Regions from separate parts of the Homo sapiens genome. Here region 2 is linked to region 1. Evidence: chromatin contacts called from ENCODE Hi-C data. All regions are on one chromosome and are shown on one strand. The core of a region is the stretch at or near the end of the contact, and the rest is flanking DNA. Distances in the headings are between cores, read along the strand shown.

What was found. A loop is a pair of places that touch in the nucleus more often than their neighbours do. Pooled maps may share reads with other maps.
Region 2: a loop to region 1 is called in a map with no recorded cell type, with 18 times the contacts of the local background. The contact joins the promoter of RCBTB2 here to the promoter of LINC01055 in region 1. A Hi-C loop is called at or near these places in 2 of 37 single-sample maps with no recorded cell type and 2 of 50 pooled maps.

Annotation. Positions count from the first base shown.
Region 1 is chr13:45,697,572-45,702,433 of GRCh38, forward strand. LINC01055 (long intergenic non-protein coding RNA 1055) reads right to left here and starts at 3,613. Exons shown (of 4, transcript NR_125786.1): 1 at 3,456-3,613. It overlaps CBY2 (chibby family member 2), which reads left to right and starts at 4,749. Exons shown (of 3, transcript NM_152719.3): 1 at 4,749-4,862. The coding sequence starts at 4,820. RefSeq lists enhancers at 3,432-3,511, 3,962-4,261.
Region 2 is chr13:48,528,473-48,535,912 of GRCh38, forward strand. It overlaps RCBTB2 (RCC1 and BTB domain containing protein 2), which reads right to left and starts at 4,608. Exons shown (of 15, transcript NM_001268.4): 1 at 4,556-4,608. It overlaps LOC124903174 (a long non-coding RNA gene), which reads left to right. Exons shown (of 2, transcript XR_007063795.1): 1 at 1-3,577. RefSeq lists enhancers at 2,924-3,093, 3,984-4,223 and silencers at 4,264-4,663, 4,774-4,823.

The DNA.
Region 1 (4,862 bases), core at 2,363-4,862:
AAAGTTAACTTCCATTCTGGTCATACCTAAAAACGTGTCATTCCAGTCAAAGCCTTAGTGAAATAACCAGTGTCTCCAATTGTGTTCTATTACAAAAGGAAATAGATTTTTATTGAAAACTAATACAAATAATATATTGCCATAAATTGAGAATACTCACAAACAGCTTCCAAATTCTGGAGAAATCAGAGAGAAAGGTAAATGCCTCAAATTTTTGTTCACAAAACTATATTTTATCTAATGTGTTGTAAGTTAAAATGGTTCAAAAGGAAAATGTTTACAGGAAAACAAAACATAAAGAGATCATCAATGTTTCAAATAAAAATGTCATAAAAGATCTTTTTAGTCCTCTCTCAGTTCAGTCCCATGTAACTAATTCTTGTTCGGTTTGATGTTGGGTTAGCAATTCTCATGTAACTTTTTAATCAGAGTCCTGGAAGACTTTTCCTAGTCTGATGGCATTATCTCCAAAGTTATCAGAAATCTGTATTTAAGAGTACTTGTCAGAGTCCTTTCCATGAAAAGTAAGTTGGGTTGTAGCTGATTGGAAAGCTTTTTAGAGAAGAATTCAAAACAATAACTGTGGATTACAAAAACTTAGCCATGGTTAAAATCTGATAAAAGTTCTCAATTGTCAAGAAAATTAAGTTATTTCTATTATATATAGCATTTTAAGATAACAACCAGAACCATGACTGACAGCATCACATCAAGACCATCTGATTTTTATAATAATGTAATCTTAAGAATATTTGTATTAATTATATATCTGTACAAATATAACTTTTAAAAAGATTTAACATATCAAAATTATGACTGATAGCATATGAGATTTTTATAAATTTATGTAATTCTTAGAACATTTATATCAATAGCATACCCATAAACATAACCAAAAGAAGATCTAGTATTATTTAGCATTTGATAGTGTCTCCCATAGAGTTTTACCAAATAAATCCTACCAAAGACGTTAAAAATTCAAAACATTTGATCAAAACAGAGCTACAGGTCATTTAAAAATAACAGTTATTCATTTAACTAGCATGACAGTCAAAAGACCTCAAAAGTAATACAGAAAGTTACATGGGAGGTTTCCTGGTTATATGAAATAATTCAGACATATCATAAGGCCAAGAGTATAAAATTATATTACATTTGAGGAAAACATTGCTTTTCTAAACTTTTAAGATAAATATTTTAGCATTATGCCATAAGAACAGCATTAGGACTGGGGTAAAAAGTTGTAAGAGTTGATGAACAAGTTGAAGAGGACAGTTATCATTCCAGCCAAGCAAAAAGATATTTTTTTTTCAAGGGGGAAAAAACAGAAGATAATGAATGTGATCTGCAACTTATATGTAACAAGGTGCAGGAAAAGTTGAACTTCTGAGATATAAATCTGACGTTTTAATTTTAGAATTTAAACTCAATATTTCTTGCAATATCATTGAGAGCAAATCAATACTTCAAAAAATTTTGTTGCTTTAACCAAAATTTTTAGTTTTGTATTAGCGCATTTTTAATATTACAGCTAATTTTAATAAGACCTTATAAACAAATCTATTCAATCTCAATTTGTTTTGACTGCAAGGTAAGATTTCCATAAACCTTTTATAACCTCTTACAATTTGTTTTATTTTCATTCTTTCTCAACTTTCTATATTTATTTAGTTTTATCTACACTTTTTTAATTCCTTCAATTTAAAACAATCCTTTAGAACCTCTAAACTAGGCAAAATTACTTGCCCTTAAACGAAAACCATATTCCTGTCTTCTTGTGTGTTTACCAAAAACACATCCTATTTTTCGTATACATTCTGCAAATAGAATTGTTTCTCTTGTATCTAGTAGTTTCAATTACTTATATAAGTTACAATATTAACTCTTAGTAATCCTTATTTTAGGGATTTTAGGGAAGAACCTAGGAAGTAAGAAATCTTGAATTGTCTGCAATATATCAGTATTTTAAGATAAAATATTATAAGTATTTCATGTATTTTAAAACCATGTTTTAATCTTTAGAAACATTTCCTTATACATTTCTTAATTGGAAGTGACCCAGCTGCTCAGTAAGTAAAGTATGATAGTAAGTATCATAACTTTAAGATTTTGAAAAACATAAGAATTTCATTTACACACATTTGTCCCATTTACATTTATCTAATTTATTTGTTTTTAACAGTTTATCTAGATTAGTTATGAGAATAGAGATATTAGACAAAGCTAGTCACCATTTTAAGTTATTTCCTTGTTAACCATTTTACAGCTTGTGAATATCAGGTGTTCACCTAAGCAAGAACTTTAAAGTGAAATACACAGATATTTTGCTGATAAATCAGAGGATTTCATTGTTTTCATTAAACCAACAATATTAAATTAGTCTTATTTATCAAAAGAATCACATAAACAAAGATTATTCTGTTTTGGCCGGGTTTGTAATTTCATAACTTTTTGCCAAACCTGGACATCTTAAAATAACTATCAGATGCACATATCAGCTGACCAGTAAACACAGGCAAAAATACATGCTGACAATCCTGAAGACATATCTATTTTTATTTTATCAATAATTTTTTTTTAATTTTCCAAAGATTATTAAAGTCAAATGAACTTGAAAGCATTTGGACTTATTTATTTAATTTATCAGTACTCTTTTATTTATAAGCTAATTTGGTACCATATAGACACAACATATAACATAATGCATGTATATGCATAAACAAGACAGTTGGATCAAACTTATTTTCCTGATAAAACTGGAATCTGTTCACATGGCTAAATTTTATTTGCCCTGATGAGCAAAGCAGTTTCCAGGGCACTTTGATTTTAAAAGACCTCTTTCCTTTTTTTTCTTTAGCCAGTAACCTGAAACTAGTAATACCATGAACAGTAAGTTTTATTTCAACACCAGCAGAAAAGTCAGCAGATTCAGAGTAGTCAGGAAGGAAAAATAGGCAAAGAACTTAGAAGACTACATGGTAACTCTTTAAGGACAGAAGAAGAAAGAGGGATTGACTGAAAATGTTTTACATGTGCCATTTTTCTTCAGGTTTTCTAGTTTATGGAGTTGCTTTGTTCTAATTGAGTGTGCAGGAGTCTGGAGATCTCATAAGGCTTCTGCTGTAGCCATCACAGTCTTTGACCTCTGTTAAGCCAAATATTGCTACACAGACCAAAAATACAGACAGACCAACAAAAATCAGAACCAGACTAGATTATCTTAGTGGCTGTAGCTTTTTAGTATTGCCTTAATTCTTTGGGACTTAAACATACACCAGATTTGGGACTCTGAACTGACCAGAATCCCCCTTGGGTAGGACTCAAATCCACAATCCTAGACAAGGTTGGGACTCTCATCCATAATCCTAAACCACAGGGTGGGACTTGAACCCACAGTCGTTATGATGAGTTCAAAGACAATTAAAAGTACAGGGGCATATTAACAAGGTACTCACCAGAAAGATGTCTAATCCAGAAGCAATTTATTTTCCCAAAAGAGAAGTGCCAAGGGAGCCTGAAGTGCCATGGTGGAGAAGAAGGAACCCTATAGTCGAGCCTCTGGACACCCTGGTCTAGGTGGCCACTCAGGATCAGTGCAGGGGGCCTGCACACCACTAGGGGCAACAGTACCTTGGACAGGCTGTTCGTCTCACCTGGGGTTCTAGTTTGTTAACAAGCAAAAGGGGCTCACTGCCCAATGTGCTAGAAGCCAACACTGACACCAAATTTTTGAAAAAAAGAAAAGCTTTATATTAAAAGTCACCTCTGAAGGAGACAGGAGTCAAGCTCAAATTTGTCTCTTTCTGCTGGCATTAAGGCAGTACTTTTATTAGAAAAGGTTCAGGGGGTGGATTCTGAGATTAGTAGGTGATTTGTGCAAGGAAAAGGGAGGTCTGGAAAGTCCTTGGGCATGCATAGTTATTTCTTCATGTTAACTCCTGAGTTGCATGGCAAATTCAGGGAGAGTTAGTATGAAACGTGGTGGAAATTCAGGCTATGACATCAGCAAGCTTATTCTGTGCAAGCTCCAGTTAGCCATCTTGGTTCCAACCAGTTTCAGCCAGGTTTTTCTTGATCTCACAAGTGGAGGGAGTTTCAGCGGCTTAAGTTTCTTTTCTTATCTGCTATCTTGAAACTCAAAAATTAAGTAACTGGTTTCTTACTCTTTGGGACTTTCCAGACCTCCCATTTCCATCCACCAATCACCTACTAATCTCAGAATCCACCCCCTGAATCTTTTCTAATAAAAATACTACCTTAATGTCAGCACAGAGAGACAGATTTGAGCTTGACTCTTGTCTCCTTGGGAGTTGACTTTCAATATACAAGTTTTTCTTTTTTAAAGAACTTAGTGTTTTAGTATTGGCTTCTATTGCATTGGGTAGTGAGCCGCTTCAGCTCTGTAACACTAACTCTGGTAGATAGCATCAGGATGAAATTGAATTGTAGGGCACACAGTTGGTGTCAGAGAATTAAGGAATTGAGTAGTGTCAGAAAACACCTCAGACTACACTTTCTCCCTTGGTATGGGAAGAGTTCAGTTTGTGTTTCTTTCTTCTTGAGTGACCCAACTCCAAGAAGATGCCACTTCTGGAGAGAGAATAGGGATCTCAACTTAGCCTGGCAGTGAGAATACGAATGGCAGCTGGAATGACCCAACAGGGGGCTAATGTTTGGGCTATTGTGTGTGTCACACTGACCCTGACCAGCCAAGTAGTCACAGCACCCACAAGCTCTTCCTGCCTGTCAGATGCCTCATTCCCACCTGTGATGCTCAGAGAGAAACCATGAGCCCTGAAAAACACCATATTGTTTTGTGATGTCACCTCTGGAATGTTCTGAGTGTTTTGGTGACCAACTTC
Region 2 (7,440 bases), core at 3,358-5,857, 2.8 Mb after region 1:
GCTTTTATAATCAAAAGAAACAGGAAATTAAATAATATCGATATCTTTTAGGGTACCAGCATGCAGTTTACAGCATCGGTGTGTTAATGAGCTGCAGACCACATAAATTTCAATAGGATAATGATGGTTCCCAAATATATCCTTAGGTGAGTCATTAGATAGTATCTTTAATAGCTTTTTAAGGGTCATCTTCAAGTTATAAATAATATAAATACGTATACAATAAAACATGATCCCAGTTTTCACTTGCAAAAAGGGATAGTGTTAGCTGTAATATTAGCTCCACTTAAATGAGATGTCTAAAATCAATGACAAGTAACAGTAAAATACCTACATGGCTAATTAAAATGGAACAATTATAAACAGGACGGACAAAACTAAAACACTAAAAGCATAACTAAAACTAGCACACAACCTCAAAGGAAATGGTATTGTCATATGTTCATGAAAAACAGAAAACTGTTGTGTAGAATACAGAAACCCTGTTGCTATTTTAATTATTTGTTTTTTTAAAAAGTTTTCCAAATTTCAACAAGAGTGATGAGTCAGATCTTCAGTACAAAGCAAAGCGGTATTTAATTGAAAAGATTACTGAGCTTGACAACTTCAGTCTTTTCAGCCACACACGGCAAAAGTGTCATTTTCAAATATGAAAAATAACCAACATAAATGATAAAAATATTTTTAAGTTGTTATATGCACTAATGTGAGTTGAGATTTGAGATCTCATTTGTAAATCCATTTTAAATCTCGGTCCTTATAGATTTAATCCAATTTTTCAAAAAAAAATCTTAACACGCCTGCTACAGAGATCCTAATTGTTAAAGATCTTTGACCCACAGCATATATATTCCTTCAACATGGCAGGCCCTCTTGGCCTTGGCTCATTTCCACTTGAGATTGGTTTTGTTCAGTATTATATACATACATACACGCAGCATAATACAGGACATATTATAATGCAGTCAAAATTTATGTTTTATTCACATACTATCTCCTACTGGTACTTGTTAGCTCAAAACATCTTCCATAGGGAGATATACATAAGAGATATTAGCTCAGGCCAATTAGCAAGGCTGAAGACGTAAAAGAAACCCACTCTAATGTCAAATTAATGCTGAAAAATTATTATGGTTTAAGTTTCCTGGAAACTTTCACGTTGTTAGAATGTGATCACCATGTGAACTAGATACATGTTCCTTCCAGACAATGAAAGCTGGAAGTATCATCTCAGCCTTCCATTGATGGACATTATCAATATCCCTTACCAGGAGGCAAGCCATCCACTCCTTTGAAGTAAAATCTCCAAGTAGAACTCTCTTTTAGTCTTTAACAAGAGTCCTTAATGTCACTCTGTAACCCCAATAATTCCTGGTCTCCAATCTACCTTTTCCTGGACAATTTTAATCTGTAGCAATATTTATTTATTTATTTATGAGATGGGGTCTTACACTATTGCCCAGACTGGAGTGCAATGGTGTGATCATGACTCACTGCAGCCTCAACCTTCCCGGCTCCAGTGATCCTCACACTACAGCCTCCCAAGTATCTGAAACTACAGGTGTGTGCCACCATGCCTGGCTCATTTTTTTTTTGTTCGTTTTTCTGTAGAGACAGAGTTTTGCCATGTTGTCCCGGCTGGTCTCTAACTCCTGGGCTCAAGAACATTTGACTGCCTTGGTCTCCCCCAAAGCGCTGGGATTACAGGTGAGCCACCGCGCCCGGCCTGATTTGTAGTAATTTAAATCCAAGTAAACCTCAACAGTAGCAGTATCTTGGGGCATTTAAATTTTACTTTAACCAACTGATAAAACCAAACTTGAATATGACAATTTCATAGGGCATAAGCAAATTCCATGGACTCCTTACATTTATGGTCCTAGATTAATAATATTTTGGTGTTTGAACAGAGTATTTGTAATCTATGTAAGTAAAGGACATGAGGGGAAACACACTTTACTTTCTAAAATTATTCCTCTCCATCACCCTCTTTCTCTAAGCCTTCTTTAATTATGGATTGAAATTTAGTTAGGTCTATCTGGTTCATTCAGATACCTGTAAGAGAGGTCATTTATAGCATAACATCACACCAGGTGATTTAAGCTCCTCTCCTACACAGTTTCAAATACAGAAAAGCAATGACCATTCTTAGAAAAGATCTTCACTAGTCATCCACAGTCAGAGGGACATTTAGAAGCAATTGCAAAAACTGTGGAGACAACGTACAGTTTTTCTCAGCACAATTTACATAGATGTCTGGCTAGCTCTTCCTTGTAAAAGTCCAGTGTCTTCATTTGATGTGCTAAGTTAAACTGTAAACTCCTGAATAATTTGAACTCTTATTTAGGAAAAAAATGTTTTTTCACCTATATACTATAAAAAATGGTGACGTTTATCACAAGGGTCATGCCGTGGGCTCCCATAAAAGACATTGTAGAGCACGATAAAGAACGTTTTCTCCCAGAAGAACATTTATTTCTAAAACCCAGTTCCCCATGTTAAACATCACCTTTGGTTTATCCTTCAGACTCACCGTACCCATGATGTTTAAAATTGCAACCCACACCTGCACTCCCAATTCCCTTTCTCTGTTCTCCTTTTTCATTTTTTCATAGCATTTGTACTTTTCTAACCTAATATACAAATATGTTTTTTATCATTCTTTGCTAGAATGTAAGCTCCAGAGGGAAGGGATCTTTGTCTCTTTTGTTCATTGATGCATCCCAAGCATCAAGGACAGGACGTGATAGAAAATCAATTTTTGTTGAATAAATGAATGAATCTAGGTTGAGTTCAGTAAAAAAATATCTCTGGAGTAAGTTAGTTTCCAATTTTATTTCTACAATTAACAAATACCTTCTGAGCTTCAATTATGGTGGAGATAGATTGATCATACCCTTACAAATATATAATATCAGATGGTGATTAAGTGCTACAAAGCCGAACCAGCAGTACAAGAGTTTGGAGAGCCAGACATTTTAGGTGAGGTAGTCACCTCTCTGAAATGATGGCAATTGTTTCAAGACTTAAATAAAGTTCTGTGCCATGCAGATTTGCGAAGAGTGGGAAAGTGAGCATTGAGCATACTGGAAATACCAAACGCAGACGCCCTGGGATGAGGGTCCGCTTGGCGAGCCCAGCAAGAGCAATAAGGCCTGAGTGGTGGAAGTGGGGTATGCAAGAACGTATCATTCTTGTTGCTTTTACCTGCTGCTTAATAACACGCATGTACTGTCTAGCAGGAAATAAAGAGATTACGTTTCACCTAGAATACTCATTCTCTGAGCCTAAGTGGCTCTTCTATTCCAGCCCCCAAATATCTGTATCAGCACATCATATAAGATTACAAAGCACAGAGTAATGACATTGTTAGAAACTCTTCACAGTAGCCCCAGGAGTCACGAAACTGACTTAACTAAGACCCACTGTCTAGTAAGGTGTAAAACCCAGCAGGAACGCAATACTAGGAAGGTGCAAAGCCAGGAGGCTCAATAAACGTTAAACAGTGTCTGGGGGAAAGAGCAACGATCCAGAGCACTGTTTGTGAACTCAACCACTTTTATTCAGCTCTGACAAGGTAAGTCGCCAAGCGCGGTACAAAGTAGCTCCATGAAATGCGTTTTGTTATAGTCCTGGTCTCGAACTGTTGCAACATTTTATGTAATTTTTGCAAAGAACAAAAGCAAAAAGTTCATTCTAAATTAGCCTTCCAACTCAGTTCTTTCTCCGCCAAGACGGAGCACTTGGAAAGTTTTCAATGTCTGAAAACCTCTATTTCCAGGGCTGAGCAGAGCACTATGTTGCGGCTTAAGACGCTCGGCGATTTCTTCCCATCCCTCCGCAGTTCCAAAACGGCTTCGCCTAACAAAGTCAAACTTTTCGCGCTATTCCTGGACATCAGGACCAAATGTCGAAAGCATATACTGCCACTGAGTTAGTGAGCCGGGCCGGTGCCCGGGACCTGGGGTACTAGATTTATGGGACGGGAGCCTAGGGGTCGAGGCCACAGAAATGAAAACATCGGCAACATATGCAGTGCAGCGAGTGGGTTAGGAGGGAGAAACTTCAGGCAGGACGCTCCCTCGGGACCTGTGACGCCCCCCCAGCCACACCAGACGTGGGAGCTTAGGATGAGAGCGGCCTCCGAGCAGATGATCACCCTGGAACGACGCCAAACGCGACCCCTACCAGAGGACTCGCGCATGCGCAGCGCAGCCTGGGCCGGCGGCCTGGGCAGGATGTAGTCGCGAGCAGCGCACCGGGCCCACGCCAGCGGAATTGCGCATGCGCAGGGCCGCCTCTGCCTGCGGCCTGGGCTGGGTGTAGCCCCGGAACCTAGCTCTTAACTCCCGCCAGCAGTTTTACGCATGCGCGACGACGCCTAGGCCTGTGGCACGGTCGCGGCTCTAGTCCCCTGGGCCCCTCAGCTGTCTCTGGCGGGGAGGTCGGGCCGCAGGGGCGGGGAGGGGTGGCCTGCCCCAGTGGTACCTGACAGCATCCCACGTCACGGCCGCGATCCCCCTCGGCCTCCCACACCACTCCTCCACCCTCTTACCTCCTCGCAGGCCGGAGCCTTGTCCGCTCCGCCTCCTGGGTAGCGGTTACTGCACGGTCAGGGGCCCGGCGCCGCGATGAGTTGGCGCCTCCCCCTGAAACGGCCCGGCCTCGGCGGGATGCGCTCGGGTGCCCGGCCGAGACGGAAACGAAGGGAGCGCAGACAAGAGGAGGGGGCTGGCGACGGCGTCTCGCCCCTCCTCTCCTCCCTAGGCTGCCCACCGCCGCCCCTCCCCTTTCTCGCAGACGCCCCCTCCCCTCGGAGTTGACCCCCGGGAGTCTCCCATTGGGGCCGCCTCCGCTTTTCCAGGGAGTTCCTCCGTGGGTCACCCCCACCTTCTCCAGGGTTATGTTCTCGCAAATTTTGGGAATTTGTGGATACCCGACCTAGAAGGATAAGGCGTGTATGATGCTGAGAGCAACCTTTTCCACAGCCCCTCTCCTCCAGCCTGCCCCAGCTTTTCTTCTATTGCTGGCCCCTCTATCTGGGGGCTCCGATCACTTCACGTTTTCACCCCATTGCTGTGGGGCGGAAGTCTTGTAGCCCCCTGTAGTACAAATGCTGAAATAATGAGGATGTGTGCTGGGGGGTTCAGGGGGATGACCTCAGTTACCTTGGGGCCAAGGGCTTCGAAAACAGCCACCTTCTCCCCTTATGATTATATTTTGCAGTAATTTATTATATTACACTGCACTTCTGTTGGCCTTTGTAGATTTAAGTAAAATGCACCACAACTTTGCAGTGTGCAATAATTTCTTCCACTGCACTACACTTAAATTGACCTGAGTGGGTTTTGGTTAAATGCTCAACAATTAAATGTTATTAGCTATTCCTGTGAAGTAAGCTACTTGCTTTTATACTGGCTGTTTCATGAGGACACTGGTTCCTCTACAGTGTAGAGCCAAAAGTAGTAAAGCCAAAGAGAAAAACTAACATTCCAAACCACAGTGACCGTGTCAGTCTGTTTCGTCTGGCTTTTGTCATTTCTTCGGAAAAACATCATTCTAAAATGTATAACTGCCTTTCTGCTACATAGGGCAGACATTTATCTCTATTCTCTGAGCATAGCCCACTGAGCCTCAGAAGGAGGCACGCAAAATGGTACACAGGTATTTCTTGTAGAGCTCTAAATGGAAGAAAAAGTAAGTATACATTAACAGGAAGTTGCAGCGATAGTGCAGAGAGGCATCGTGTGCCTGCCCCAAGTTTCTCCACTGGTTACATCTTATCAATGAAAGAAATTTATGAGTTAAACAGGTTTGCTCTCAGAAAAAGCTCACTTCAGTGATGATAGCTGGCATTTTTTTTTTAAGCACCTATTGTGTGCCAAGAGGTTTATCTTATTTGGAGCTCACAATAATCCTGTAAGGCAAGGATTATCCTTACTTTACAGATAAGGCAACTCAGGCCCCAAGAGATTAAGTTTCTTTCATCAGCAACCATGGCAAGATCTGTTTGCCTTGCGCACTTGGTCTTTTACGCATTATGGACAGCTGAAGTTCATGCAGGCCTTACGGTGTGCTTCAGCTGAAGCCTGACAATTAGCTAACAATAAAAACATGTCTTAGTGTTTTGAAAACTGTGATATTATCTCAGAAGTTAAAACTTTAAAATATACCTATAAAAGAATGTGTTTCACTAAAGATTTTAATTTTATATGGGTCCAACAGTTTTTCCCAGGGCGGTCAAAATTAAAAGTAAGAAGTAAAAATGTCTCCATCACATATAAGTTTCCTTCAACACTTTTGGATAATTTGGTCTACTAAACTTCACTGTATTGCTGAATTCAGTAGACTAAAAATTTAGACTCTGAGAGAGTATAGGTTAGTATTTCAGGAGTTAAAGTTCCCATCACCACATCTCCCAAGTTTACCTACATCTGTACCTGTGCACTCTATTCCTTCCCATTACTGGGAATGAGCTGTGCATGCTCTTATTTAAGTTCAACTCTTCCACCTTTGTATTAGATCCTGTCTTCCTTACAGTCTCAAGGTTTTCACTCAGGTAGTTGTCACCTCTCAATCCTACATTATTAATTTTTGTATCATTAATTTTTGGATCATTCCCATAAGCATATTAACATTGCGCAACATTTGCCTATCTTTTAAAAAGTTCCTTGATTATATGTCCCCTATCAGCTACCAATGTGTTCTCTGGTCTCTTCCAAAATGTCTTAAAAGAGTCACTTATACTAACTGTATCCTCATCCCCTCCTCCTATTCATCCTCTTTTTTTTTTTTTTTTTTGAGATAGAATCTTGCTCTGTTGCCCAGGTTGGAGTGCAGTGGCGCAATCTCAGCTCACTGCAACCTCCACCTCCCGGGTTCAGGTGATTCTCATGCCTAAGCCTCCCAAGTAGTTGGAACGGCAGGTGTGTGCCACCATGCCCAGCTAATTTTTGAATTTTTAATAGAGATGGGGTTTCGCCATGTTGGCCAGAATGGTCTAGAGCTCCTGACCTCAGGTGATCTATCCACCTCAGCCTCCTAAAGTGCCGAGATTATAGATGTGAGCTATCATGCTTGGCCCTCCTATTCATTCTTGAATCTATTTCAGCCAGGCTTTTGCCCCTACCCCTCCATTGAAACTCCTCTTGGCAAAGTCACCAATGACCTCAGAATTGCTAAATCAGTGGTTACTTTTCCATTATCTCACCTGAACTATCAGCAGCATTAGAAGCATTTGCTTACAGCTGCCATCTTGAAGCATTCATCTTCTTCTGTTGGCCTTCAGGTGGCCCCTGTCTCTTGGTTCGTCCATCTCACTGGCAGCTCCATTGGCTCATCCACCACTTCTCCAGCCATTGGCATACCCAGAGTTTGGTTCTTGGACTTCTCTATCTTCTCGTTCCCTTAGTAATTTTATTTCAAGACATGGTTTTAGTC